2 separate regions of the Homo sapiens genome follow, and region 1 is linked to region 2. The links are chromatin loops, found by intact Hi-C in ENCODE. Cell type or tissue: OCI-LY7. All regions are shown on one strand. Links, peaks and the distances in the headings refer to the core of each region. The heading gives the core; the rest is flanking DNA.

Evidence for each region. Hi-C counts contacts between places; a loop is a spot of excess contacts. Peaks named below come from ENCODE experiments on the same cell type or tissue, not always from the same donor. Only the 100,000 strongest peaks of a DNase experiment are listed, where the experiment ranks them.
Region 1: it touches region 2 in a loop (3-fold over the local background); 16 of 110 quality-filtered maps call a loop at or near these places.

The regions. Positions count from the first base shown.
Region 1 is chr3:187,000,721-187,016,477 of GRCh38, reverse strand. The region is part of intron 2 of ST6GAL1 (ST6 beta-galactoside alpha-2,6-sialyltransferase 1); the gene reads right to left. Among named protein-coding and RNA genes, the nearest start is that of ST6GAL1, 78 kb to the right of the region's middle. RefSeq lists enhancers at 436-565, 596-645, 3,617-3,736, 15,249-15,368, 15,509-15,558 and 1 more. In OCI-LY7, for the core only: no CTCF peak of the experiment used is centred there; DNase peaks (open chromatin) are centred at 2,937, 3,527 and 4,327; H3K4me3 peaks cover 3,673 bases; H3K27ac peaks cover 7,266 bases.
Region 2 is chr3:186,939,211-186,954,967 of GRCh38, reverse strand. The region is part of intron 1 of ST6GAL1 (ST6 beta-galactoside alpha-2,6-sialyltransferase 1); the gene reads right to left. Among named protein-coding and RNA genes, the nearest start is that of ST6GAL1, 17 kb to the right of the region's middle. RefSeq lists an enhancer at 13,044-13,545. In OCI-LY7, for the core only: no CTCF peak of the experiment used is centred there; DNase peaks (open chromatin) are centred at 7,047, 7,727 and 8,117; H3K4me3 peaks cover 1,920 bases; H3K27ac peaks cover 6,031 bases.

The sequences.
Region 1 (15,757 bases), core at 1,065-9,064, 64 kb before region 2:
GGAAGCTTCTCAGATCCTGCAGTGAGGAGTCCTCCACCAGTGTCGACTTCCACTCACACTCCTGACATGCACACACACTCTCCTGCACTCCCGCACTCTTCTCCAGGTGCTGCGTGTGGGAAACTTATTTTTCCAGTCAGAAAAATAAGATTATATCCCTTCTCTGTCTCCTTTTTAGCACTGCCAAGCACAGGATAGGCAAGTGGCGCTTGATGAATAGAATGTCTGGCTGGCATCCACCGCGGGGGCTTGTGGTGTGTGTTGGGGTGGAAGATGGTTATTTTGTAAACAAGAAAATGGTTTTAGACAGGAACTGAAATCATCAACAAGCATGAAGCACCTGCTGGGTCTGCGGCTCTGTACAGAAAGAAAGGAAGGATGAAAAGTGACTGTGATTGCCTCCTAGGGGGTTCCCACGTGCCAGGCACTGTGCCAGGTCTGGACATCCGACAGCTCATTCAATCTCACCACAGTCCTCCAAAGCCGGTACCGTGTTATCCTTTCCATCTCACAGATAAGAAACCTGAATCTCAAAGAAGTTAAAGGACTTCTGCTAGTAAATGGCAGGGCCAAGGTTTGAACCCAGAACTGTCTGAATCCAAGACTGTACTCTTTTATTTATTTTTATTTTTTTTTCCTGAGACAAGTTGTCACTGTGTCACCCAGGCTGGAATGCAGTGGCTCAATCACAGCTCACTGCAGCCTCGACCTCCCAGCCTCCACCAATCCTCCCACCTCAGCCTCCCAAGTAGCTGGGACTCCAGGCACACACCACGACACCCATCTAATTTTTGTAATTTTTTGTAGAAACAGGTTTCATCACATTGCCCAGGCTGGTCTTGAACCCCCTGGGCTCAACCAGTCCACCCACCTCGGCCTCCCAAAGTGCTGGGATTACAGGCGTGAGCTGCTGCACCCAGGAAAGACTGCACTCTTAATGCCTGTACTAAGATGATCATCTTGTTTGACCTGTGACTCTTTCAGCCAAAGCCATGCCCACCTAACCCTGGAATTTCAGTGATTTTCAGTGAATGTGCAAGGTCCCAAGCCCAGAGCACACTTAGGATGCTGGACACTTAGCATTTTATCTCATTGAATCCTCCAGCAGCCCTGGATCATTGCTAATATTATAGTTGACCCTTGGTATTTACAGAATCAACATTTGGGATTTTTACTTTTGAGAATAACTCCGAAGGTCCTAGACATGAAACAGCCTAAGTCTGCTAAGGAGTAATTATGAAGTGCGTGCAGTAAGAAGCACACAGGGGCCAGTCCCTTCGTACGCAAGAGAGTTCACACTCAGGCTGGAACCCAGTGTGCAGGGGATGCTGTACCCTCCATGTATTAGGAAGTGACAGAAATACCTGTTGGCTTGTGAATTATGGCTCCCAGAGAAACAAAATTGCTAGTCCATGTTAGGGAGAATTTACACTCAGTGATGAATTTCCTTTAACAAATTTAGAAATCCCTACTGCCTTTTATTCGTGGAATCAATAAGGAAGAAATCACTTAGATTTTCAGGTGTGCTTGATTGTATTTACGGTGTAAGGGGGAATTATGTGCTCTGGTGGCATGTGTGTGATTTTGTCATGTGTCAAGCAAGAACAAAATGCCTCCTCTTAGGCTACTGTACACAATAAATGAGATCCTGGCAACAATGACCATAAGGATGTTGATTTGAGAATTGGCAAAGATCTCAGGAAAAGTCACTCGAGAACATCAACATTTTGACACACTGTGTTAACATTTTATAGATGAAGGAACCGCAAATGGGAGAGGCCAGATGTCTTGCCCAGGAATGTATTGCAATCATGCCAGTGCCCTTCCCTCCCCACAACCCATAAGCAAGTCCTCAAAACAGTCCCAACTCCTGCATGCTGACCAAGCACAGAATGTGGACTTAGGAGGATGGAGATGTAAGAAGCAGGCCCAAAGAAGGAACAGAGCTGCCCCTGGGCTGCCTGCCCTCCCCACACCTCACCCCAGTGCTGGCCTGGGAAAGGCAGAGCTGTGAAGTTGCCTGTTTTGACCACATCCATCCAGGTCAATCAATTCAATCAAGAGGCTGGTAACTGGGAGCTCAAAACGGTGGGCCCAGAAAAAACTAAAGGGGACCAAAGACCAAGACTGAGAAGGCAAAAGACCCTCAGACAAGGCTCAGTTTGGAGGAATGGTGCTGAATTTCATTTGCACCAAGACTTGGAGTCAGACAAATCTAGATTTGGATCCCGGCTTTATTATTAATCAGCATGCAATTTTAGGCAAATTACATGACAGTCGGGGTCTCAGTTTCCTCATCTGTAAAATGTGTGCAAAAGCACCTACTTCACAGGACTGCAGTGAGGGTTAGAAGTAAGGATTGTGCAGTGCCTGGCACATGCCAGGTGCTTAATAAATGAGAGCTGGCAAACCTGTACCTGCCAGGAAGCAGGGGAGGAGGGTCAGAAGGCTGAGGCCCGGCTTGACCGCTGTTGGGTGTGAAAAGTCTTCATTTTCAAGGATGAGATGAAATTTTCCGGAGTGTCATGAATCAGTATTTATCTTTGGCTAAACACGAGACCTTGATGTTCATCTCAACAAAACCAGTATTTGCGGCCGGGTGCGGTGGCTCATGCCTGTAATCCCAGCACGTTGGGAGGCCAAGGTGGGAGGATCACCTGAGGTCGGGAGTCAGAGACCAGCCTGGCCAACATGGTCAAACCCCGTCTCTACTAAAAATACAAAAATTAGTCAGGCGTGGTGGCGCACATCTGTAATCCCAGCTACTCAGGAGGCTGAGGCACGAGAATAGCTTGAACCCAGGAGGTGGAAGTCGCAGTGAGCTGAGATTGCATCACTGCACTCCAGCCTGGGTGACAGAGGGTGACCCTGTCTCAAAAACAAAAACAAAACAAAACAATAGTTGCCACTTTTAGTGTTAGCTATTTCAAACACTGCTCCACAGCAAAGAGAATAGGAACGTGGGACCCTCGTGGGAGGCAGGGTCAAGGGTGTGTCACTGTGAAGACTGAACTAATAGAAAAAGCCTGAAACCAGGGCACAGATGTGAGGTCCTCCAGCTCTCCAACCAAATCACTGTGTGTCCTCAGAAAAGTCACTTATCTTCTCTGAGTCTCTGTTTCCTCATGTGAAAAAAGGGCTTAATAGTCCCTATTTCACAGAGTTATGGGAAAGCACAGGGGAAGTAATAGATGGGAGAAGGCTTTAAACTGTGCAGAGGAAATGTTTGTTATTTTAAGTCTCTCCAGACAGTGCTGTTATTTCATCACTTCTATAGAGCCATAAGAAATAAGGCTTACAGATTAAGTCAGCTCCCATTTTAAAGAGGAAAAAGAAACAGTGTTCAAGAAACACTTAAGACGCTAAAGGTCTCCTCCATTATGAATTGAAGTCTTCGTGACTGGTACAGAATCATTTTTGTGTGATCATCAAGATGAAAACACAACATTGTTAAATTCTCCCTGAGCCCTTCCACCTCACCCCTGCCAGCCCTCTGCAGCCCCTGCCTGGTGGAGAAGATTTGCTTTCATTTCCACAGAGCAGGTGCTCACGGCCTGACATAGGAAACGCTGGTAGACCCGACGACTCACAGTGAAGCCTGCTGACTTCCCTGGATTTCCCCTCCATTTGGAAAACAGGCCAAACTCACCGCACCTCCCACCCTCATGCTTAGACCTCTTGCACTGAATGTGCTCAGGGGAAGAAAACAGGAAATCACTGAGATGGTCCCAGAGAGAAATCACAGGCAGGCTGGCAGCCCTACGGCCTGGCACCCAGTCTTGATTTCAGGAGAAATGGCTCTGTGCCCGATCAGCAGCACCCTTGCTCAGGACTGAGAGAGTGTGGTGGGGTTTTCTGGCCTCATCTGTTAGCCTGGGCCCAGAAGCACTAATTGCTTGGTGTTCAAATAACCTTAAAAAGTGCAGCTGGGCGAGGTGGCTCTTGCCTGTAATCCCAGCACTTTGGGAGGCTGAGGTGGATGGATCACAAGGTCAGGAGTTCAAGACCAGCCTGACCAATATTGAAACCCCGTCTGTACTGGAAATATAAAAATGAGCTGGGTATGGTGGCGCACGCCTGTTATCCCAGCTACTCAGGAGGCTGAGGCAGGAGAATCACTTGAACCTGGGGGGCGGAGCTTGCAGTGAGCCGAGATCGTGCCACTGCACTCCAGCCTGGGAGACAGAGCAGGACCCTGTCTCAAAAAAAGAAAAAAAAAATGAAAAAAAATGCAGTAAATACAGACAAAGCACTCCCGCTTCTCTCTTGGTCTGCGAGCAGACAGTTTATTGAGAGCCACAGTTCCCGTTTCTGTTTTGGCTGCTCTCAACCTTCTGAAAGAGGTGGCAGATGTGTAGCAAGAGCACGACTAACATAGATGACCGGAGCCTGGGCAAACAGTGAGTGGGGAGGAAGATGTGAGTCCTGGGGAAAGGGCAATAAATTGAGGCAGAGACCATAGCTTGGCTAGGTTGCCCTGGAAAGAGAGCGTTCCAGGTCTGAATCCTGCTCCAGAGAGTAAGATGAGACAATGTCAAACAAACCCTCCCGAAATTCAACCCAGTCCTCCGAATCAAGTACTGCAAGGTGCATTTCCACTGAATCAAATAAATACCATTAGCAATTTGAATTAGTTCCCTAAGATGACCCAATTCCCTAACATGAATTTCCTGGCCTGTGATAGCTGCCTTCATGCCCAGCAGGGCATGGAAGATACAGAAATAAAATTTTACAGAAATAAAATAGGTAAAAAAGTTAAAAGGATAAATGGTTACAGGAGCCTGGAAGAATAAAAGGTAAAGAATTAATGACGCAGATACCAGCAGCAGTTCCTGCAAGGGGCCTTCCCTGTGTGAAGGAACCCAGCTCTGAGCTCCTTGCCGCCTCTGAAAAAGAGCAGGAGGTTGTTTCACATCCTGAGCCTCAGCTTCCCAAGGACAACAAAAGCTACCATTTTCAGAATGACCATTGCACCCCAGGCATTTTCTCTATAAATGTCTATTACTTCACAGTTCATGATTGCACTGATTTCTTCAGTAAAAAATCTGAGGGTCAGAAAAATAAAGGTACAAAATCAGTAACTAGTAAGTTGTAGAGCCAGGATTTGAATCTGGGATCTGTCTGTGTTTGCCTCTCATCTTCAAAGTGAAGAACGAGGAAGAGAAAATAAATCCTTTTTCTCCGGGCACGGTGGCTCACGCCTGTAATCCCAGCACTTTGGGAGGCCGAAGTGGGCGGATCACTTGAGGTCAGTAGTTCGAGACCGGCCTGGCCAACATGGTGAAACCCTATCCCTACTAAAAATACAAAAATTTGCCGGGCATGGTGGCATATGCCTGTAATCCCAGCTACTCAGGAGGCTGAGGCAAGCGAATCACTTGAACCTGGGAAGCAGAGGTCACACTGTTGTACTTGACCAAGTTAGAGAAAACGCCACACTTTGAGACGAATTAAGAGTCTGTTTATTTAGCCGGCGGCCAAGAGACAGCTAACGCTCAAAGTTCTCTCGGCCCCGAAGAAGGGGCTAGATTTTCTTTTATACTTTGGTTTAGAAAGGGGAGGGGGGTCTAGTTAAAACAATTTTACAGAAATAAAATAGGTAAAAAAGTTAAAAGGATGAATGGTTACAGGAAAGTAAACAGTTCCAGGTGCAGGGGCTTTAAGACTATTACAAGGTGATAGACGCGGGGCTTTGGGCGTTATCAATCAGACTAATTCCTGGGAATTGCAGATATTGCTCGCCACAGTATCTTATCAGTTAACTGCATTCTTGGATGTGCTGGGAGTCAGCTTGCACAAGTTAAGTCCCTGAGGAAGGGGCTGCCAGTGAAAGAGCCAAGATGGAGTCTGTCTGGCTCTCTTAGCTAAGGGAGAGTCAATTCAGGTGGAAACAAGGCTAGGTGATTAAAGGAAAAGGGAGAGTCTAAAAACAGGGTTAGTAAAAACAAGGTTGGGCATTACACCACCACTGCACTCCAGCCTGGACAACTCCATCTCAAAAAATAAATAAATCATTTTTCTTCTACTCTTGTCTCTGCCTCCTCCCTAAACGGGTGGGAACCAATTCAGTGACAGGCTGGGGATTCAATGTCACTGGAAATAAAAGAAATTCAATTAAAATAATAACATACACTTTCCCCCACCAAATTAATAGACTAAAAAATTACAATAGAGCTGACAAGGTCACTTTTAAGTAACTCATGGAAAAATAACATGGAACGTCTTCTCTGAAGGACAATTTGATTAAATATATCAAAGCATTAAAAATGACCATTCTCTTTTAACCCAGTAATTCCATCTCAAAAAAAGAAGTATTCAGAGAAGCAAAGACTGCAGTTTTATGTCAGCCCATGAATAACCTGAAATAACCTCAATTCCCAAGAGGACAATTTAACTTGTCCTCTTCCTTTAAAGAGGACAAGTTAAATATGTTATGAAATGTCCACACAAAGGGTTATAATTTTTTCTTTTTTTAGATGGAGTCTCGCTCTGTTGCCCAGGCTGGAGTGCAGTGGCGTGATCTCGGCTCACCGCAACCTCCGACTCCCGGGTTCAAGCGATTCTCCTGCCTCGGCCTCCTGAGTAGCTGGGATTACAGGTGCCCACCACCACGCCTGGCTAATTATTGTATTTTTTAGTAGAGACGGGGTTTCAGCATCTTGGCCAGGGTGGTCTTGAACTCCTGACCTCATGATCCACCCGCCTCAGCCTACCAAAGTGCTGGGATTATAGCCGTGAGTCACCATGCCCAGCCACAATGGGTCACGATTGAACAATTAAAAATAAATTCATAAACATTTCTTACAGTTTTTACTTTTAAAACATTTATTCACTTACTTATTTTTAGAGACCGGGTCTCACTCTGTCACCCAGGCTGGAGGACAGTGGCACAGTGATAGCTCACTGCAGCCTTGAGCTCCTGGGCTCAGGCCATCCTCCCTCCTCAGCCTCCCAAGTAGCTAGGACTACAGGCACACACCACCACACTCAGATAAAGTTTTAAAATAAAAAATTGCACTCATAGAAAACTATAGAAAGTAGCAATAATGAACCACCATGTATCCGTTACCTAGCATCAACAATTATCAATTCAGGGTCAATAATGTTTTATTCATAGCCACCTATCCCTAAGTATTTTAAGTAAATCCCAGACATATCATTCCATCCATAAACATGTAATTATGTACCTTTAAAAAAATACGACCATAGTACCATTAAAAATAATTTAAAAACTTAAAAGTTTTTTTAATTATTGACTTTTTAACAAAACAGGAAAATGCTCACAATATAGATTGAATAAATAAAGAATATTATAAAACTATATACTACATAATCTTAGTTGAAAGAAAAAGGGAGGAAGAAAGAGGGGAGGTAAGGAAGCAAAGAAGAAAAGAAGGGAGGGAGGGTGGGCAATTTCACAAATAGAATCAAAGCATTAAAAATGTCCATCTTCTTTTAATTCAGTAATTCTATCTCCAAAAAAGAATTATCAGAAATGCTGCCAAAGACTGTAGTTTGACTTCAGTCCATGCATAACCTGAAACAACCTCAAATCCCAACAAAAAGGAATATTTAAATATGTTATGAAATGTCCACATGAAAGGAAGAGACAGAGAGAGAAAAACCAAAAAAGAAAAAGAGAAACGCATATTCACAGAAAAAAAAGACTTAAAGGAAATAAATCTAAAATATCGCCAGTAGTTTGTAGTTACCCATGTCATGAGATTTATGTTTGTGTGTATTTTTATCAAGGGGAATGTATTAGATATTTATTATTTCTCCTGCTCTTCTTTTGTTCCTCAAGTTTTAACTTTTCCTCTAGTACAGCTTCCCTTCAGGTTGAAAAACTTCCATTAGTATTTCTTTAAGAGGAGAGCTCCTGGAAATGAAGCCTCTTGGTTTTCCATCACCTGAAAATATCTCTATTTTGCTTTCACTCCCAAAGAATATTTTTTCTGGATATAAAATTCTGGGTGGATAGTTTTTTTGTTCTTCCAGCATTCTAAAGACGGGGTTTCACTGTCTTCGTCTTTGGCCACCATGGTTTTGGATGAGAAATGGACAGTCATTCGAATAGGTTTCTTCCTTCCTTCCTTCCTTCCTTTCCTTTTCTCTTTTTTCTTTCTTTCTCTCTTTCTTGAGTCCTTCCTTTCTTCTCTTTTCTTCCTTCCCTTTTCTTACGTATAATGTGTCATATTTTAATGCTCTTAATGTTTTTTAATCCTTGGTTTTTAGAAGTTTTCTTATGAGGTGGCTGAGGAGTTGTTATTAAATGTATCCTGTTTGAAATTACTGAGATTCTTCAATTTGTGAAGATACGTTTTTCTTTAAATTTGAAACTATTTCAGCCACTCTTTCTCCAAATATTTTTTTCTGCACCAGTATTTTTCTTTTTACCTTCTGAGATGGAATGCCAATACCAAGAAGTTTCAGCCTTTTGACATTGTCCCACAGTACCATGAAAGGCTTTTCATTTTTCTCCAATTTTTTTTTGTTTCATAATGTATATTTCATTGTGTATACTTTCTATTGATCTACCTTCAGGTTCACTGACTCTTTTCTCTGTTATATTTATTCCGCTACTGGGCCCATATCATCTTTTCAGGTCTAAAATTTCTATCTGATTATTCTGCAGTTTCTAGTTCTCTGCTGAGAACTTCTATCTTTCCTAATTTCAAGAACTTTCTAATTTCAAGAGTGGAGAATGGTCATACCTACTTTATTTGTCTAATAATTTCACGATCTAAGTCATTTCAGTGTTACTGCCTATTGAACTGTCTTTTCCTTTGAGTACTGTTTAGATTTTCCAGGTTGTTTTGATATTGAGTAAATTTGAATTGTATCCTGGATTTTTTAATATGTTGTGAGACTCTGAATCCTGTTAAAAATCATCTGAAAAATGTTTGTTTGTTTGTTTGTTTTACCAGGAAATTAATCCACTTAGGTTCAGACTGAAAGTACTGTCTCACTTTTTATGAGTGTTAGCTCCAGTGTCAGATCAGTTTTCAAAGCTTTTGGTATGCCATTTGAGTCAATCTGTCACATGCTCCATTCAAGAGTTTGTCTGGGACTTGGGTGGTTGTTAATATCATAGTTAGATTCTCAAAACCTCTTCTGTGCCTCCTGGGTCTGTTCCATGCATGCACACCTTGTAGTGTGCCCAGGACTTTTGTCAGTCCAATTTGTGGATCCCTTTTTCCACCTCTCTCCTCTCAGGGATTTCCTCACACTCTCTGGCTTCCAGTGGCTTTTCCCCCCTGCTTCCTCTAGTTAGAAAGATGGAGTTATCTCGGACTCTTAGCTTTCCACACTGTTCTGCAAATCCATGTTCATCGTGAGTCATTGTTCAAGTTTTGAACCCAGTACTCTGCCTGCCTGCTATTACTTTTCAGAGTTTTCATGTGGTTTTTTGCATCCTATTCAGCTTTCTGTTGTAAACATTGGTAGAGATTGTGGTTGGATTATTTCATCTTGGCTGTACTAGCAACTCATCCTTCTCAGCAATTTACTTCTCATCCATGTTTCAAAACTCCACTAAAATACCACTTCCTTCTAAGAAGCCATCCTTTTTCTCCCAGCTAGAAAACTTTCCTCTTCCTCTCATTAGGGAAGAAAGGGATTTGGCAATCTTGAGAATAAAACTTAAAGCCAAATTTTTTTCACGATTCTCTTTGTTCAAACATCTGAGTCTAAGGAGATGACTGGAATGAAATCAAACTTAATCAAGAAGCACAATGGTGGTTAAAAGTGGACTTTGGGGCCAGATTGCCAAAATTCCAGCTCTGCTAATTGCTAGATGTGTGACCTTAGACAAATCACTTACTTCTTTTTACCTCAGTTTCCTCATCTATGAAATTAATAATAATAATACTTACCACATAGAATTATTATGAAGATTAAGTGAGTTAATAGTTGTAAAGCACCTAGAAAAATGCCACACTGTAGGTGATTACTATGAATCTCTCACAGGTTGCCGTAACTCTACAGATGAGAGAACCCTATGCAGGGAAAAGGGGAAAGGAGCACACAGGGAATTGGCTCTATTTTCACCTCTTCCTATGTCCTGAAAGTGACCATAATTTTTGTTTTGATAAATACTTGAAAAAGCCCAATTTGTGTTCTGTGTAGATCTGAGAAGTCATGTGGCAGAGTGGGGACATGATTACATGAGGTAGGTTAGATCTGGCTTCCAGACTGGCTCTCCTTTGGGTCTAGGTTTTATGTTCTAAATCAGACCACAGAGGTAGACTGGTCTATCTACAAGGAGCCGACGGAATGATCTCTGTAAGAGGCAAATGGAACTGGGCCATTTCTCAGTTTATCCTCCAATGGTTCCCTGAAACACAGATAAAATATAAATTCCTTAGGCTGTCCCAGAAGACTAGTGACTTTTGCTGCTGCTGCTATCTGTAACCTCATTTCCTGCCACTCCCCAACAGCCCTCACATTGCAGCCATACTGAACTCAGGTTGGCTCACCCCACTTGCACCACTTCCCTCATCCTCAAGGTCAGATATCCCCCCACCATCTTGTCAAAGATGCCTATGTCTCCTCTTCCATGCAAGTTACTGAAGGGCTTTCCCAGACTCCCCAGGACCCTGTTGGTCGGTCCTTCCCTTCTGTGTGCTCCCACAGCCCTCTGACCATATTCTAGTAGCACTTTCTGGTTGACAGTAATCAATTATTTTATAGGTCCCTCTCTCCCTCGATACACCAGTGTTTTTCAAAATACGTATTATTTTACATCAGTGGATCTCAAAAGCAATTTGGGCACAAGGACCAGGTTTTTAAAAAGAGAATAAACAAGATTTTAAAATATCAGAATCCACTGCATGTAATAAGAGAAAGTAGAGCTTCATGAAACTTTTGTCTCAAATAGATCATTAGAAAGATGGATGACAGATGCCGGGCGCCGTGGCTCATGCCTGTAATCCCAGCACTTTGGGAGGCCGAGGCGGGCAGATCACGAGGTCAGGAGATCGAGACCATCCTGGCTAACACGGTGAAACCCCATCTCTACTAAAAAATACAAAAGTTAGCCGGGCATGGTGGCGGGCACCTGTAGTCCCAGCTACCGGGGAGGCTGAGGCAAGAGAATGGCATGAACCCGGGAGGTGGAGCTTGCACTGAGCCGAGATCGCGCCACTGCACTCCAGCCTGGGCGAAACAGCGAAGACTCCGTCTCAAAAAAAAAAAAAAAAAAAAAAAGAAAAAGAAAAAGAAACATGGATGACAGATAATGAACCCCACAGACCCATGACCAGTTTCAGTATTATCAACTCATGGTCAGTCCTGTTTTGTGTATACCCCACTTACGCCTACATCCCTAGATTTTGAAACAAATCCTGAACTCATCATTTCATTAATAAATGTTTCAATATATAAAAACCTTAAAAAAGAAAGACCTAAAAAAAAAACTGCAATACCATAAAATGTACTTCTTATTGATGGTGGCAGTCAAAAACGTTTGTAAGACTTAGAAGCTCCTAGGGAGAGATGCCACCTCATTTATCTCTGCATTTTCATGCCCTGGCACTCAATAAGTGCTGAGTAATGAAAGGAAGAAGAGGAGAAAGAGAAAGGATAGAAGATAGAAAGGTTGTAAAAGGGAGAAGAAAGAAAGATGATTTCTTCTCTTTTAGCTTTGAATCATCTTGAAGTATTTTCAATCAATTTCTCTAAAGGAAAGAAACACCAATTTAGCTTCCTCATCAATAATTAATTCCTGAATAAGTAAGGTTTCTGTATTTGTTGTTTTCTCTCTGGGATGTCACATATGACTGTACAAGTTGTTCACTGCATAATGGCATCTGGTACTGGCTGAAAGGGCATCCTTTCTTAATAGCACGAAAGTGCCGTATAAGCTAACAGGACATCATTCTCGCTCCCGACTCTAGTGTATTACATATTGCTACCTTGGTCCACTCTGCTGTTTTCTTCCCTTCCTCCTACACTGCCTATGGAGGCTACAAGCAGGAGATTCTTCCTGGGCACCTGGAGGTATCTTCTCAGTAATGCTTATAAAAGGCCATCTTTCTATAGAAAAACTTTGGTATCAGAAGCAGGACCTCTCTCTTAGGAAAAGTCCTGGGCTCTGGGGCTGGCTCTGCCACTTGCTAGTCATAGGACTTTCAGATAGTCTCCCTGTGTTAGTCTGTTCTTCCATTGCTATAAATACCTGAGATTGGGTAATTTACAGAGAAAGGAGATTTAATTGGCTCACAGCTCTGCAGGCTGCACAAGCATGGTGCCAGCATCTGCTCACTTGCCGGGGAGGCCTCAGGGAGCTTTTAGTTATGGTGGAAGGTGAAGCAGAAGCAGGCACATCACATGGCGAAAGCAAAAGCAAGAGGCAGTGGTGGGGAAGGTGCTACACACTTTGAAACAACCAGATCTCATGAGAACTCACTGTTGTGAGGACAGCTCCAAGCCATGAAAGATCCACACCCATGACCCAAACACCTCCCAGCAGGCCCCACCTCCAGCACTGGGGGTTACATTTCAACATGAGATTTGGTGGGGACATATATTCAAACCACATCAATCCCTGAGGCCACATTTCCTTGTATGAAAGTAGAAATAATAGCTCTTCTGTCTCTTTCTAAGAACCCTTACGAGGACCAAAGGAAAAAAAAATGTTTTGGCAATAATAAAGTAGCATAGGGATGTAAGGAATATTTTATTAATGATGTATGGTTATGTCCAGAATGGTAGTTCCTAAACTTCACTGCTGTCTGACGGATTTTCAATTATCCTTCTCCTAAAAATTCTCCATTATAATTCTTCAAAAGCAAAATTTCACAAATCATTGGAAAATATATCTTATATACTGTTTACAGTAGCAAAGTATCCAATGCCAAGAAGCAAATTTAATTAAAGATAGGCAAGACTTTTTACTGAAAACTACAAAACACTAGTGAGAGCAATAAAAGATCTAAATAAATGGAGGATATATACCATGCTGATCAACTGAAAGATTCAATTTTGTTAAAATGTCAATTTTCCCCCAAATTGATGGTGATGGCTGATTTTATGTGTCAACTGGACTGCGCCACAGAGTACCCAGATATTTAGTCAAATATTCTGGGTGTTTCAATGAGGTTGTTTTGGATAAAATTAGCACTGGAATCAGCAGGCTGAGTACAGCAGATTGCCCCCTCTCTAACGGTGGGCCTTATCCAATCGGTTAAAGGCCTGAATACAGTAAAACAGGCTGACCTTCCCACAGGTAAGAGGGAGCTCCTCCTGTCTGACTGCCTTGAGCTGGGGCATTGTTTTTGCTGTTGTTGTTTTGGTTTGGTTTGGTTTTGGGGTTTTTTTCCCCCTGCCTTTGGACTCAAACTGAAAGGCCTTAGGCCAACTGGCATTTGCACTAGAACTACGCCATTGGCTTTCCCTGGTTCTCAGGCCTTTGGACTCAGACTGGAACTGCACCATTGCTGCTCCTGGGCCTCCACCTTGCCAGTCGCAGATCTTGGTAATTGTCAGTTTCCATAATTGCATAAGCCATTGTTTTATTTCTCTTACTAATGTTTTATATTCTTCAGTAAAATGTCTTGCCTATCTTTAATTAAACTTGCTTCTTGCATTTGATATTTTGCTACCGTAAATAGTATACAAAATATACTTTCTAATAATTTGTGAACCTGTGCTTTTAAAGAATTATAATGGAGAATTTTCTGGGTAAGGGTAATTATGCACACACACATACATGCTATTGATTCAGAATCATCTGAATCAAGGGACATTTCAGAACCCTTTCTGCTGATACGCCCAGAGTTGAGATTTTACCCAGAAACAGAAACAGACAAATCACACAACTTTCCTCACCCCAAATCCTAAGCAAAGGTAATTGGCACAGACAGGAATTGATGAGATGTTGGCAGAGAGGAGATGCTTAGCGGCAAGAAAGCCACAATGAACCTCCCAGCCAATGCCTCACAGAGTGCAAGGCCATGTAAAAAATGAGGGAAAGAAGTCCTTGGCATTTTCCAGACATAATGACTACATTGACTTTTCCTGAGGGAAAGTTGGACAGACCAGGGAGAGGAATGAGCTGTGCTCAAGGGTCTTTTGGGTCATTTCTTTGCATTTCCTAAAGAATATGTTTTTTACCTTATCATGTAGACAACTTTGATCTGTGCTGCTGAGCATAAAGAAACATTTGATAGCTTCCATAAACCTGACAGTTTGACACTAAGTGTGGGAGGGAAATCACTAAACTAATAAGTATATGAAATATCATCCCTTCTTTGTGGAATTATGAGCTCATTCATCTCCAAAACAAAATTACATTAAAAGCTTCAGACACACGAAAATGTTGATTTGCCTCCCATTTGTTTCAAGATGGCCTTAAACCTAGAATGTGGACTTAAAAATACACCATAACAGAAAATATGGTCAGATCTAACAGCTAATTACAACACCAATATAAGGCAACAAAGCTCTCTCTTTGGTAGAGTAGAAAATAAAGCTAAAAACATTGTTTGTTTGTTTTGTTTTTGGGTTTTTTTTTTTTTTTTGAGACAAAGTCTCACTCTGTTGTCCAGGCTGGAGTGCAGTGGCGTGATCTCGGCTCACTGCAACCTCCGCCTCCCGGGTTCAAGCAATTCTCCTGCCTCAGCCTCCTGAGTAGCTGGGATTACAGGCGCGCGCCACCACACCCGGCTAATTTTTGTATTTTTAGTAGAGACGGGGTTTCACCATGTTGACCAGGCTGGTCTCAAACTCCTGACCTCGTGATCTGCCCGCCTGGGCCTCCCAAAGTGCTGAGATTACAGGAGTGAGCCACTGAGCCCGGCCGTTTGTTTGTTTTTCATTACATATATGGTGGGCCCTTTATGTGCAGGACACTGTGTGAAATGCATTTTCTCACTTAAACCCCTAACATGATGCTGAAGTAGATGCCATAATCCCATTTTACAGATGAAGCTGAAGTCCAGAAAGGTCAGCCATTTGACCAAAGTGGGCCTCCAGAAAGCAATGGAAGTGAGATCCAAACCCAGGTTTACAACAGTTATTGAGCACTACTTATGTGCCAGGCACTGATCTCAGCACTTTTCAAGTATTAACAGATTTAATCCCCACTGCAATATTACAGGGAGACATTGCTGTCACCTGATTTTAGATGAAGAAATGAGGCAGAGAAAGGTAAAATAATTTGTCCAAAGTCACACATCCCTCTGATTCAATGCCTGAGACAGATCTATGTGCAGTGGAGGGTATGGAAAGTGACATGCAGGTCATCCCTTTCCTCGGGCTGTGGACATTTCAGAATGTCCAGGGTTCGGGTAGGAACACTGAGTTCTACCTCGCTTCTGTGCCACTGTGGGAAGTTGAGGCCAAACTTAGTGAAGCCACATGGCCAGCTTGAAACCTGTGGGTCTTCGGGTTTGGCTCTCACCATTCATCTGCAAAGAAAAGCTGTGTAACCCACCTTCTCCCGAGGAAGGCACCTTTCTGCCAACAATGGCCTCACCTGACACTCTGGTCAGTTACACAAGCACTGTTCTAAAAAGCATCTGGGGAAGTACGCACAAATGCATGGCCCATTTCTACTCCAGTTAAATTTAGCAAAACTTTGAGTAAATTTTCACACCCAATGCTGGTGATTAATAGCAAAACAGTTGTGCTCATGTATCACTCATGGCTGGGAAAACAGAAGTGAAACCTTACGAAAATACCTCAGAACAACCAACAATAGTTGAAAAACAGAAAAGAAACATAAATGTGTGGGTGCCTACTGTAGCATCAAATG
Region 2 (15,757 bases), core at 3,260-11,259:
AAACCCAAAACTATAAAAACCCTAGAAGAAAATGTAGGCAATACCATTCAGGACATCAGCACAGGCAAAGATTTCAGGACAAAATCATCAAAAGCAATTACAACAAAAGCAGAAATTGACAAATGGGATCTGATTAAACTAAAGAGCTTCTGCACAACAAAAGAAACTATCATTAGAGTGAACAGACAGCCTACAGAACGGGAGAAAATTTTTGCAATCTAATCTATCCATTTGACAAAGCTCTAATATCCAGAATCTACAAGGAATTTAAACAAATTTGCAAGAAAAAAAAAACCCATTAAAAAGTGGGCAAAGGACATAAACAGACATTTCTCAAAATAAGACATTTATGTGGCCAACAAACATATGAAAAAATGCTCAACACCATGCATCATTAGAAAAATGCAAATCAAAACCACAAAAAGATACTATCTCATGCCAGTCAGAATGGCAATTAGTAAAGCCGTGAAACAACAGATGTTGGTGAGGCTATGAAGAAATAAGATCGCTTTTACACTGTTGGTGGGAATGTAAATTAGTTCAACCATTGTGGAAGACAGTGTGGTGAGTCCTCAAAGATCTAGAACCAGAAATACCATGTAACCCAGCAATCCCATTACTGAGTATATACTCAAAGGAATATAAATCCTTCTATTATAAAGATACATGCACGCATATGTTCATCGCAGCACTATTCACAATAGCAAAGATATGGAATCAACCCAAACGTCCATCAGTGATACACTGGATAAAGAAAATGTGGTACATATACACCACGGAATACTATGCAGCCATAAAAAGGAAAGAGATCATGTCCTTTGCAGGGACATGGATGGAGCTGGAAGCCATTATCCTCAGCAAACTAACACAGGAAGAGAAAATCAAACACCATATGTTCTCACTTATAAGTGGGAGCTAAACAATAAGAACACATGGACACAGGGAGGGGAACAACACACACTGGGGCCTGTCAGGGGGCCTGGGGGAGGGAGAGCATCAGGATAAATAGCTAATGCATGTGGGGCTTAATACCTAGGTGATGGGTTGATAGGGGCAGCAAACCACCATGGCACATGTTTACCTATGTAACAAACCTGCACATCCTACACATGTATCCTGGAACTTAAAATAAAATAAAATTAAAAAAAAAAAAAAAACCTCTCTGTGTCTCAGTTTCTTCATGTATAAATTTTGGGTTATTCCAACTAATTTTGAAATGTCATTGTGAGGATTTTGTTAAATTCAGCCAACAAATGTGGATTATGCCTATGATACCTGAGGCATTGCTCTGGGTCCTAAAGAAATAGCTGTGAGCAAAAGAGATAACATCCTTGCCCTCATGGAAGCAAGTTCCTAGTGAGAAAAGACACAGGGTAGTAACTCAGATGGCCACCTACGCTATTGAACAGCAACAAGGAAGGATAAAAGGGAGAGAGCCAAGTCGGTGGGAGGAGACAGGCAGGAGATTATAATCTTATATAAGGCTGTCAAATGGCCTGTTTGACAAGGTGACATCTAAATAGAAACCTGAAGAAGAGACGAAAACAATAGGATACATGAAGGAAGGTGTCCTGCCTGGAGGAAGCAGTGGAAAGGCTCTGAGACCAAAGTGTGCTTTATATCTGAGGAGTAGGCTCAGTGAGGTGAAGCAGAATGAAGCGGTGGAAAAGAGCAGGAGATGAAGTCTGCAGGGTCTGAAGGCTGGGTCACACAGAATCCTGTAGGCCTTTCTAAGCTCTGAGTAAAAGAGGAAGCCTTTCCTGGTTTTTGAGCGGAAGAATGACACATCACTACAGCTTTTAAAATGATCACTCTGGTTACTGTTTTGAGAACATACCACAGGAGCAAGACTACAAGCAGGAGGCTCAGTTGTGAAACGATTCTAAGAGAAAGAACAGGTCTTCTGTCCTGGACCAACATGAATTTGATGAATTAAGTAGTTGTTTCTTAATTTATTGTGAAAGCACAGCTGACATGGTTTGCTAACAGAGTGGGTGCAGCATGAGAGAAAGAGAATTTAGAATGACTCCAGAGTTTAAGCCCTAAAAGATGGAAAGATGAAATTGTTGTCCACTGAAATGAGGATGGCTCTTTTAGGGAGAAAAGCAGCAGTTCGATTTTGGGCTTGTCATATTTGAGATGTATATTAGATGTCTAAGGAAACTTGTCAAGTAGATGGTTGAATATCTGAGCATGGAACTCAGGGGAAAGGTGTGGGTTGGAAATATAAATTGAGGGTTGTCAGGAAATTGATGATATGAGATGGCCAGGGCATGAGGAGACAGAGAAGAGGCCAAGTCCAAGGGCCACTCCCAGAGGCACTCCACAGTGACCAAGTGAAAATGAGCCAACAGAGAAGCGCTTGAACCCGGGAGGCGGAGGTTGCAGTGAGCTGAGATCGCGCCACTGCACTCCAGCCTGGGTAAGAGAGTGAGACTCCATCTCAATAAAAATAAAAAAAGAAAAGAAAAGAAAAGAAAATGAGCCAAGAAAAGGAACTGAGAAGGAGAACCTAGTGAGAGAAGAGGAAAAGCAAAGACAGTGATGTTCCAGAAGCCAAGAGAAGAAACTATTTCAAGGAGGATGGAATGGTCAATTGTATCAAAAGTTGCTGATCAGTCAAGATAGGGACTGAGATCTGACCACTGGATTTGGCAAGAGAGGATACTGGTGAGCCTGACCGGTATGGTTTTGGTGGTGTGATGGGTACAAAAGACTGATCATGTTGAGTTTAAATGAGAATGAGAGAAGAGGGAGTGCAGGGTGCAAATGCAGACAACTCTCTCCAGGAGCATAAAAATTGGCACACCCCCTCCCTTTTCACCTCCTGCCGTGAGTAAAAGCTTCCTGAAGCCTCACCAGAAGATGATGTGGGTGCCATGCCTGTACAGCCTGCAGAATCATGAGCCAAATAAACCTCTTTTCTTTATAAATTACTCAGTCTCAGGTTTTCCTTTATAGCAAGGCAACATGGACTCATACAGTAGTACCCTTATAAAAGAGGCTCTGGAGAACTAGTGAGCCCTGTTAGCACATGAGGACACGGTGAAAAAGCACCATCCATAAATTAGGAAGCAAGCTCTCACCAGACGCCGAATCTGCTGGTGCCTTCAACTTGGACTTCCCAGCCTCCAGAACTATGAGCAATACATTTCTTTTGTTTATAAACCACCCTGTTTACGGTATTTTGTTATCACAGCCTGAATGGACTAAGACAAAAGGTATGAAAGTTTTCCTCCGACTGCCATTATTTTTTCAGGTAAGTTTAAAACAAGGTATCAACTGAGAGTATGGATAGGGAAGGTGTTAGAGACTTGAAGAGAGAGAAAAAGGTGCGAAACAGTCATCTAGATGACAGAGGAATGGTCATGCTTCTCAACTATCATTCATTGGAATTAACAGCACAGGTTAACAAAGAGATACTGGTGCCCAGGTCAACCTCACAAAGACTTTGATTTCGTTAGTTTGAGAGGAATTCAGGCAGCAATACGTGTTATAATTCCCACCAGTAACACTAATGACAGCCAGGGTTGAGAACCAATGGACCAACAAAATGAAGCGACATGGCCTACAACACCAATGTCCCCTTAAGAGTCATGGCCAAGAATTACGGCCTGGCGCAGTGGCTCATGCCTGTAATCCCAGCACTTTGGGAGGCCGATGTGGGCGGATTGCCTGAGGTCAGGAGTTCGAGACCAGCCTGACCAACATGGTGAAACCCTATCTCTACTAAAAATACAAAAAATGAGCGGGTCACGTTGGCAGGTGCCTGAAGCTGAGGCAGGAGAATCGCTTGAACCCAGGAGGCAGAGGCTGCACGCAGTGAACCGAGATCACGCCATAGCACTGCAGCCTGGGGGACAAAAACAAAACTCTGTCTCAAAAAAAATAAACAAAAAAGAATTAGAGTGGGACCATTCAGGATGACACTATGCTTTTCTACAGTCACACTCAGATTTGTGGAGTAGGTATGGTGTTCAAAGAGCTGGATTTAGCCAGGGCTAAATGAGATACTTGTAAAGCATATAGCATGCCCAGACATGGTAAGAGTTCAGTAAATGAAAGCTTCTACGTTTGTTTTTATCACCACCTAGGTGACACACAACATGCATGCAGCAAATAAAATCCTGTTTTTATCTCATCCAAATGATTCACCCAATCATATCATATCACAGAACTTTAGAGTCATTTGTGAATAACTAAAACCACAAATGTATATCCTTAACTATCAAGGTGGTCTTCTCCGGTTCTTTTTATTTGACACTGAGCACTGCATAAAGGGTCAGTGGACTTCCCAGAAATCACAGAAGTCACAGGTCACCCCTCCTCCCACCTACCTGCTGTCTGAATTTGATAACAACCGCTTTGTACCATTTTGTGAAGCCCCTCCATCCACATGACCTGGAGCCTGCACTTTAGTGAGCTCTGCCTTTGCAGTTCCTGCCTGGTAATCTGTCCCACTCCCTCTGAGGAGGCCCACTCCTGCTCCTAGCCCTAAGCCTGGAGCCCAGATACCTATGGAGAGATCACTGGGATGACAAGTGCCACCTCAACACCCTCTCCCCCAGTCAGGCCTGGCTGGATTCCTGCCCATGTAAAACCACCTGCTGGAAAATGACTGCAGACTCTATCCTGACCCAAACTGAGTAGGATCAAATGCCAGCAGAGAGGGGGAAGCCCGAGGGCTCACCTGTCCAGGGAGCCTCCACTGTTAGCTCTGCCCTCCCTTATGAGTGGATCCAATGCTGCCCCCGCCCCAACTGCCTGGCAGATTCTTCTTCATTCTTTTAAAGCCTTTGAGGATATCATCTCTTTTTCTGGCCTTCTCTGCCCCTGCCTCCAGCTCCCTCCACAGCTTGTGCAACTTGCTTTCCTTTGTGCCCCCTTCCACAGGCCTGGCTCTCCTCCTAGATGGAGAGCTCCTCCAGGGAGAGGCTGTATCTCATTTCTCTTTCTATTCACAGCCCCTAGCAAAGTGGCCCATCAGGTGGACAATAACTGAGAATAACCGTTCACATGTGCTGTGATATTGAAAATAACCACGATTTATTGGTCTCCAACCATGTGCCCAAAACTAGGTTAGGCACTACCTCTAGGACTCACACCAATGCTACAAGGCAGAAAGGATGAATATAGACTAAGACAGGAAACTGAGGACCAGAGAGGCCAAGCTGCCAAGCTTGCACACCTGAGAAGTGGCATATCTGGAATTTAAACCCAAGTCTGTCTGGCTACAAAGCATGTGGTTTTTTTTCCGAATGATAAGGTCTTTCTGAGGAAGGTGACATTGCAAACGGTAGTTAACAGGGAAGGCAGTGAGTTGCCTCCAAGCCCTCCTACTGTGAGTCACTGGATCTGGCTGGGGAGACAAGGGCAGGACTCTTCAAGTACAGAAGGATTCCCTGTGAGACGCCTTTGGTTCATCTCCTCCTGGCCAGTTTTTTCCCCTCATCCAAATTTGCAGCCCAGAATAAGATGTTCATTGTGAAAAGCAAAAAAGGAGCCGTCACAAGCCCTCTGGCAGGAATCATCTTCTGGGGATTCATTCCTCACACTGTCAGCCACCACCTCCAGCTCAGGCCCAAGGCCAGCCTCCTCCCAGAACCAGCACTGTGCAGTCCACAAAGGCAATCCCTGAGGCAGACTCTTAGGTAACTGATAACTCAGCCTGGCTGCCACGTCACAGCTCCCTAGCTGCCTTCTTCCCTCTCTCACCTGGAACAAATTCCTATGACCCTGGTTCCCAAAATAAGACAAGAAGAACAAGGTCCCAAGCTTGACTCTCCTCCAGGGCTCAGATCCATGAACCATCCCAGAGAATTTTCCCTCTTTCACCCGCCTGCTTGGCTTTTATTTCCAAGGCTAGAATTGGCAGGTAGGAAAAATGACTCTCTGGTGGAGCAGGAGGGCCCACTACAGCCTCACGGGCTTCCCACCACGGGCTACTGCAAATTCACTGCCTGCTGTCACACCTTGATCTTACCGAGAGAACACCCACTCAACTCACTGGTGGCTGGATGTGTTCTTACCTCAGTGGACAAACAGGAGCATCGCGGGAGCTGAGCTCATTCCATGAGGACTCCTAAGGGCTGGGCAGGATACTGGGCCCAGGGCTGTGCAGAGAAACCAGTCATCATCCCCACCATCCAGGATGTCAAGGTCTAACATAGCAAATTTCACATAGCATAGTGAGCATGGCACAAGAGATCGGAGGTCTTCTCTCTCCTTTGTGGGCCATGAATTTGAGGGGGCTCCTCCGGAACTGAGGCTGGCTGGAGCTGAGGCTGAGCCAAAGGTGTTGGTATAGCAGAGAGACCAGTGAGATAAGGAAGAAACGGATCTCTTCAGCGATATGGAATAGCCTGGGTCTCTCTCCAACGACCACATACACACACAGACACACACACACACACACACACACACACACACACACACACACTAGAGTTTCTGAACCCCCAAGAGCATACCAGGCCCCAGCCCACACCCTACAACCATCCTGATCCTTCCCGGAGCAAACGTCAGGTGCCTCCAGCCACACTAGCTCAGAGCAGAGGTCTGGCTGCCCGCCCAGTTTGATAAGTGTTGTCAGAAGCCCAATTTCTTTGAGGTCAGGGCCTTGCTTTGTCCTCATCGGTACTTCTGGAGAATAAAGCTGGCCACCGAAGTCCCCTGACAACCCTATCCTTCCTGGTCCCTCTTTCAGACCACTGGCGTCTACCAGACATGGCAGGGCCTGCCGGCGTGGCAGCTCCAACATTCATTCCTGTAGCTTGGCACGTCTGGAACAGCCTCCTCCACCCTCACCAAGCTGTTGACAGCCATCCCGACGCAACTCTGGCCCAGAAATTCCCCAGCAACCAGGAAGGCAGGCAAGAGCGGATTCTCACCCAGGCAGGGAGAGAGCCAGACACACTCCCTGCCTCCTCCCTCCCTCACTCTCTGCTGCCTTTCATTACAGCCTCCAGCTGGTTAACTGAGTCAGGGAAGCAGTTTCTTGCCTGTTGACCAGGTTGTTTGTGTCAACCCTGTAGGGGCTGTGTCTATGACTGTGAACATTTTCACAGACACCTGTGGGTGCTTGAACAGATGTATGCTCTCAGCAGAGCAAGGGGTGTGTCCGCAATAACAAACCCTTCTGTGTGCCTCTTTCAAACTGTCTCATCCTTAACGTCTATGATCTAATTTGAACATAAAAACTAATCTCAGGCTAGGCAGTGGCACAATTATTATCCCCTTCTATAGGCAAGGAAATTAGGGTTCTGATTAAGTAGCCTGGGGCCACACGGCTGCTGGATGGTGGAGTCTGGACCATCATGTAGGCTCTTATATTTACCTAAAAATTTACCTACAAAATTTACATCTAAACCATGTTTTATTTTATAGGTAAATGTAAATAATAATAAATACCAATCTAAACATAAACGTAAATGTATAAAATAGACTTACTTATAAAATATTTACCTATACAATTATTTTTACATTTTGTGTTTCATAAAGGTGGCTGATTCCGGTCTCTGTGCACCACAAATCATAGCACAATAGAAAAACCATGGGCATGGCTGTGCAGGCAGCACAGGGAGCTCAAATCAGTCTCACCACCATGCGCCTCTGGGCAGATAAACATCACTATTTTTTAATGCTCACCTTCTCTGTACCATTGCACTTTTCGTGTATGTGCTGCTGAAGCAAGCACAGATCTCTCACCCTTAACTTCAGTTCCCTCATGTGTACAGTAGAGATAATTGTACCTGTGCTATAGGGTTGTTGGGCAACCTAGAGATATCTACGTGTAGTATCTAGTGTGCTGTGCACACTGTATTAACAGCAGCCATGTTTTCCTTCATCCTTGCTTCTCCAACCACGAACCACCAACAAACTGCTCCCAGTAACCCCAGACATGCCAACGCCCCTTCATCCCCAGGCCTGTGTTCCTGCTGCCCCCAGGCCAGAAAGGTCCTTTCTCCCATTCTCCACCTATCAAAACTCCATCGGTCTCCTGGGTGAAACCTTTTCCATTGTCGTGTGGGCCCCAATCCCCAGCTGTCCATCTGATTGATAACGTATTTTGTTCTGCCTAGAGTGAGGTGTTTGCATAACTGACTCTCAAATCCCCCACAGTGTTCATCCATCTGTATCTCCGTTCCCACTCTTCACTCCCCAGGAACCAGTTTTTAATGGTGCCTTTCAGAATAGCTTCAGTGGTCTGATTTAAGTAAGACTAGTTCATTATTTATAAAATGTCAATCAATATGCAAAACTATATAGAGCTAAAAATCACCCAAGAGCCCTCTATCCAGGAAAAAATAAATGAATTAGTATCATTCCTCAAGTCTCTATATCTGTATATGGATAGAAGTGTGAAAGATGGAAGAAAGCATGCGTGAAAGGATAGATGGGGATTGCTTTACACAATAGCTGTTTTGGGTCAGGAGCAGTGGCTCAGACCTGTAATCCCAACACTTTCGGAGGCCGGCGGGAGGATCACTTGAACCCGGGAGATCGAGTCTACAGTGAGCAGTGACCGCGCCACTGCACTCCAGCCTAGGTGACAGAATGAGACACTGTCTCAAAAAATAATAATAATAAGTTTTTTAAAAGTAAAATAAAATAGCTAATTTTATTATTTTATTTTATAAGGAAAAGGAACACTTTTTTTTTTTGAAATGGAATCTCACTCTGTCGCCCAGGCTAGAGTGGCACGACCTCAGCTCACTGCAACCTCCGCTTCCTGGGTTCAAGCCACTCTTCTGCCTCAGCCCCACCGAGCAGCCGAGATTACAGGCGCCCGCCACCATGCCCAGTACAAAATAATTTTTGTATTTTTCGTAGAGACGGGGTTTCACCATGTTGGTTAGGCTGGGCTCGAACTCCTGACCTCAGGTGATCCACCCGCTTGGCCTCCCAAAGTGCTGGGATTACAGGCATGAGCCACCGCGCCCGGCCAGAAAAGGTACCCTTCTTTTTTTTTTTTTTTTTTTTGACGGAGTCTTGCTCTGTCACCCAAGCTGGAGTGCAGTGGCGCGATCTCGGCTCACTGCAAGCTCCGCCTCCCAGGTTCACACCATTCTCCTGCCTCAGCCTCCCAAGTAGCTGAGACTGCAGGTGCCCACCACCACGCCTGGCTAATTTTTTTGTATTTTTTTTTGGTAGAGACAGGGTTTCACTGTGTTAGCCAGGATGGTCTCGATCTCCTGATCTCGTGATCCACCCGCCTTGGCCTCCCAAAGTGCTGAGATTACAGGCATGAGCCACCGTGCCCAGCCGGAAAAGGTACACTTCTAATTAAAGTTAGCACTTAACATCTCCTCACGTCTCCCCTAACCCCCTATTTCTGGTATATTCTTTCTACTTCCTCACATTCTGTTCCTTAGTCCTCACTGCCCATCCCTGCCCCTGCTTAGCTTTGCTTCTCTATTTGAACGGATTAAGAGTTCACCAATTGACCTTCCACTATGCCTTCTAAGTATGTTTGTCGATTAATCTTTTTCTTCCTCAAGTGGGTTTCCTGAGAAGGCCTCTTCAGTGCTAGATTCCCTAAATTCTTGCAAGTGTGAGGATGTCTGCCTGACATACTTGCAAAGTAATTTGAGTGTAAAATTCTTCAGTCCCATTGCCTTTGCCCCAGAACTCTGTAAACAATTTTTTTTTTTTTTTTTTAAATAGAGACAGGGTCTTGCTCTTTCACCCAGCCCAGAGCACAGTGGCACAATCATAGCTCACTGCAGCCCCGAGCTCCTGGGCAAGGGATCCTCCCACATCAGTCTTCCAAGTAGCTAGGACTACAGGCATGCACTACCACACCCAGCTGATGATTTTCATTAGGGTCTCGCTATGTTGCCCAAGCTGGTCTCAAACTTCTGGCCTCAAGCGATCCGCAGGCTTCTGCCTCCCAAAGTGCTAGGATTTTAGGCATGAGCCACCTCACCTGGCCTCTGTAAACCTGTTCAGTCATGTCTGAGACCAACATGACTTCCCTTAAAGCAGATACTAGTTGATCCCAATATCCAGGTTTTCCTTTCAGTAGTAGAAAGCTTTCCCCAAAACTGAGTTTTAAGAAGGCATATGGCCTCTCAGCTGGAGACTTTTTCCCAGAGTTACTTACAGCCAGGTGTGTCTATCTATGTGACTAAGTCTTGGCCAATGGAATATGAGCAAAAGCGACGAGTGCCTCCGCAGACTCTCCAATTACCCTTTTGAAGGCCCACCTTTGTATGATCTTTAGATCTCTGATTTAAGTGCGTTATCTTTTTTCTCAGCATAGGCTGTGATTTTCCTCAAGCCTTCCTTCTCTGTTAGCAATTTCATTTTCAACAGATTCTGTTATGTTTCCTGGTAACTTTTTCTGTAATGACATTGTTTTTATCCCCAATGTCTTCCTTGGCTCTGTAATTACCTTTTTTATTTCATTGAGTAGTTTCATCATCTTGTCTTTGGGATCCAATTAATTAGTTTTCAATAATCTTGATTTTGCATGAATGAATTCCCCATACTGCCTCTCCTACCCGAGAGCCAACTCTAACCCAGGAATTATCTTGGAGGATGGGGAGAATAGGCAAAAGATGTCCCATTCACCATTAAGTGAGACAATAATTTTGCTCATATGTTATGCCCTCCACCTTCCCAACTCCTACTCATCCTTAAAGGGACAGCTCAAGGCCCATTACCCCACGTTCCTCCAGCCAGCTGTGATTGTTCCTGTTCCAGTCCCCAAAGTGTTTCTCCAAACTAAAGGATTCGCAGGCACTACCTGGGCTCACAAATAAACCTGGATCTTTTGAGAAACGAGATGAATCTTCTCCCTCTTCACACGTGGTTGGGCACATAAAGATTTTATTTGAAGACTTCTGGATTACTGATTGGCTGGATAAAAAGGAAGGTGAACCCTAGAACCAAGACTCAGAAAACCTGTCAACATCAGACCCACTAGTCCCAATTTAACAAAAAGTTGGGTAACACCATGAGGCAGGTTGAAAGAAGAGGATTCGGCAAGGGATGTTGTCCTTGAAACATTAAAAGAGAGGGAACAATCGTCTTAGCCAGCAAGCCAGACTTTCACAGCCTGCCTCTGCAGGCACTGAAGTGGAGGCTGAGACATGGGCTCTGGAGGCAAGCAGGCCTATGTTCAAGACCACGCAACTCAACACACTCACGGTCTGACTTTGAGCAAGTCACTGAATCTCCTTCAACCTTTGTTTCCTCGCCTATTAATCTGAGATAATAGGCCGGGCATGGTGGCTCATGCCTGTAATCCCAGCACTTTGGGAGGCTGAGGCGGGCGGATCACGAGGTCAGGAGTTTGAGACCAGCCTGACCAACATGGTGAAACCCCATGTCTACTAAAAATACAAAAATTAGCCAGGCATGGTAGTGTGTACCTGTAATCCCAGCTACTCAGGAGGCTGAGACAGGGGAATGGCTTGAACCCGGGAGGCGGAGGTTGCAGTGAGCCGAGATCGCACCACTGCACTCCAGCCTGAGCAAGAGCGAGACTCCGTCTAAAAATAAATAAATAAAATAAAATAAAAAATTGAGATAATAATAGTGTATGCAGTGTTATGAAAATTCTATTAAATAACACATGTAATGGTTCCAGCCTCAAGTCCCGCCACTTCATGCCTCATGCATTTCTCTCCAGGAATATCAACCTGCTAGTGTTTCCCTGACATATACAATGAGCCATTTCTCACCCTCAAATCTTTGCTCCTGCAGCCTTCCCCTGCCTCAAAAATGCTCATTTCCCAGAGGCTAACAGCTACTACTTTCTAAGACACAGCTTGTGTGTTGCCTCTTCCAGAAATCTTTCCCAAACTTACTGGATCTTCTTCCCATCATCTGTGCACACCCAAATCATAATATTTATCACACTATATTGTAATTAATATGTGCATATCTGCCTTCAACTAAGCTCTGGAAGCAACAGACTATGGGGATTATTTGGATCTATGTTCTAAAAATGAGCACTGCAGTCCCGGCACAGTGGCTCACACCTGTGATCCCAGCACTTTGGGAGGCCGAGGTCGGTGGATCACCTGAGGTGAGCAGTTTGAGACCAGCCTGGCCAACACGGCGAAACCTCATCTCTACTAAAAATACAAAAATTAGCTGGGCGTAGTGGTGGGCACCTGAAACTTTAGATGAGTTTCTAGCCCTTTCTGAAGCTTGGTTTTCTTATTTGCAAAATGGAGCTAATGATACCGACACAGCAGATCTTCCTGTGATGATTGGATGAGAGAACACACAACATGCCTAATCAGGGCCAGGCACACAGCAAAAGCCCAGAAGATGGTAAATTTTGCCACGTTTCCTTCACCAGACTTGGTTAAGACTTAAGTCAAAACATTCTTCTTCACTTGCAGGAAAGAAAGGGATCAGCCTTAAACACGGTGGGTGCCCTCGATTCCAGCACAGAGGACCATCGAGAGGTTGTAAAGGGTACAGCATTCCTAAAATTAAAGCTGGAAGCTCGGCACTGTACTAAGGAAAACTCCATCAACCAACAGACGGATGCAGATTTACAAAGACTGCAATGAAAAAACTTACAACCATCCTCCTGGGACATGCAGTTCTTTTCCAGGTGCCAGATTTCCTGATCATCTAAAGTGTACGTAAGGTATTTATTCCTGTGGAAATAATTTAAGAATACAAGGTCAAAGGGAGCTGAAGCCAAGGACAGAACAGGGAGAGAGTTGCCAAGATCCAAGGGAAACAAGGCTTAAGCCTCCTTTGATGGCTTCCATCTTATTCCACCTTTTCAGAGCAGGTGAAAACTACTTCACTACATTGTCTATAACTTGTCCCACCCCTTTAGTTCTAGTTTGCACCTTTCTGCTTCTTGCCCCATAGTCACAGACTCTCAAAGCTGCAGGGGGCCTAAGTGGCCATTGAGGTCAACCCCTCTGCAATGCAGAAGTCCTCTGATGGCAAACAAGTTTACTTGCAACTTTTTTTTTTTTTTTGAGACGGAGTCTTGCTCTGTCGCCTAGGATGGAGTGCAGTGGCATGATCTCGGCTCACTGCAAGCTCGGCCTCCTGGGTTCACGCCATTGTCCTGCCTCCGCCTCCCGAGTAGCTGGGACTACAGCCACCCACAACCACGCCGGGCTAATTTTTTGTATTTTTAGTAGAGACGGGGTTTCACTGTGTTAGCTAGGATGGTCTCTATCTCCTGACCTCATGATCCGCCTGCCTCGGCCTCCCAAAGTGCTGGGATTACAGGCATGAGCCACCGTGCCCAGCCTACTTGCAACTTTTGCTTGGATCACTTTATAACACGGCAGTGGCTTCCTTGTAACACAGCTTGTTCCATTGTTGGGTAGCTCCGTTAAGTCAGTTCTTCCTTATTTGTTTTCCTGCAACTCTTTCCCCTCCTCACCCCCCGCCCATCTTGCTTCTCCCGTCTGCAGCAGCCACTCAGTGTGACTGTAATGAAGTGTGATTTCTTCCGCATGAAAAGGATGCCTCTTATTTTTATCTCTTGCAGACTAGAAAGTCCTAGTTTCCACATTTATTCCACCTCCGATATGTTGTCCTAAGCCACTGTCATCCAAGTAGCCAATTTCTGGGTGTGCATCATTTTATCACTCTCTGGAGGGGACCCAGGGAAGCATAACACTCCAGGTAGGTTTGAACAACCAGACAAAGTACAATATAACTGTAACAATTCCTCCTCCAGAGCCCGAGATCAAACACTCCTTTTCTTCAGTTCTCTCTCCTCCCTCCCTACCACTTAAGTGCCAGTTCTCCCACGAGGTCCTGTTCCTGACCCTGAGACCAGAAACAAACTTGGAAGGCCCAAGGATGGTGGGAAGGGGAGGGGAACGTGATGACGCAGCTCAGTGTTTGCACTTGAAGCTGAGGACACCAAACCAGGCAGGCTATCTCCAAAAATAACCTTCCATGCAAACAGCCTCTTGGTAGCTTCCTGAGAGCCCTTCAATTCAGCTTTCCAGAGTGCAGACCCCAGTGTTTCTGTGCCCACTCTCTCACCATCCTTTCCAGAACTTGATGGACTAGGTTCATTTAACCCACTGACATTTACAACCATCTCTCCATATGTTTGAGGTCTAAAAACACTTAGAAATATATTTTTATGGGAATACATAAATGTCCATCAACAGAAGATTGGTAAGGTAAACACATTCAAAATATAGAATGCAATGCAGCTATGAAAAAAAAAAAAAAAAACACTGACATGGGAAGACCTCCAATACACACAGTAAAATGAACAAGGCAAGTTTGTAAATGGACTAGTATAATGCCAGGAATGTCCGATCTTTTGGCTTCCCTGGGCCCACACTGGAAGAATTATCTTGGGCCACACATAAAATACACTAACACTAATGATAGCTGATGAGATTAAAGAAAAAAGAAAAACACAAAAAAACGCATAATTTTTAAAGAAAGTTTACGAATTTGTGTTGGGCCGCATTCAAAGCCATCCTGGGCTACATGCGGCCCCCACGCCACGGGTTGAACAAGTTTGATTGTAATCCATCTACTGAGTTTTAAAAATGTATTTGCATATAGCCACAAATACATATATAAATGTGTACAAAGGGGTTAGAAGGACAGACATCAAACTGCAAACAGTAGTCATTGCAAAGAGAAGTGGAATGAGGGAGGAATGGCATAAGCTGAGGGGTTAATTTTTTACCCCATTTGAATACTCTAAAAAAAAAACCATTTCATTTATTATTTATGTGAAGAAGCCTCCCAGTCTTACATGTATGTTTCATTTGATAATCTCAGAGCTGGAAGGGGCTGCACAGGGCTGAGAGTTGATTCTCTGAGGTGGCATACCCAGGGTGGCATGCATTTGTCCAAGGTCACAGAGCTAGCCACCAACAGCCAGAGACCACAAGTCACAGTCCAGGTCTTGAAATAATGGGTGTCCCAGTGGATTAAGGAGAGGACTTTGACTTGATTACTAAATCGGATCGACTTTCCTATTTTATTTGAGTCAAAAATTCCTACTTGGGTGTAACAGCAAGTTAGAGGAGACCAAGAATCATCAAAGTCAGAGGTAGAAAAGGGACCCTGTCTTCCCATAGATGGGGTGTGAGAGAGGGCCTGCTACCAAGGACTGGGACCTTCTCTAGGTCCCCCATCCTCATCCATAAAGCAGAGGGAAGGGGCTAACTAACAGAGGGGATGGGAGATTTGCAAGCATGGGGCGTTGTGTGTGTCAGGTGCTCATCTGAGCTACCACCACATCTTCGGCATGAGAGACCGGCAGCAACGCTCCCTGAATGCATTCTGGTGAGGCTGCAGGTGGCAGTCAGGGACCTAAACTGCATATGGAGGCTGCCTCTCAGGAAGGGAAGGCTGGGCTCGAGTCTGATTTAGGTCCAACTCATATTGAGCCACTTGAGCTGTCACATGGGTTATCTCATTTAATACTCACAAAATGTTTACAAATATGCTCCAAGAAATTCAAAAGTCACTTTCTAAAAGCATAAATCCATTAAGGGGTGGGGCCCTTATTTGAAATCAGGTTTCCTGACTCCGAATTCAGTGCTCCTTCCACCCTGTCTATTTGTGACACAGCAAGGCCTCCTTACTTGGGCAGTAAAGCTTAAGAAGTGCCCAGGTTGGAAGCTGGGCACAGTGGCTTATGCCTGTAATCCCAGCACTTTGGGAGGCCAAGGCAGGAGGATCGGTTGAGCCCAGGAGTTCAAGCCTGGGCAACACGGTGAGACACCCATCTCTACAAAAAAAATAAATAAAATTAACTGGGTGTGGTGGTGCATGCCTGTAG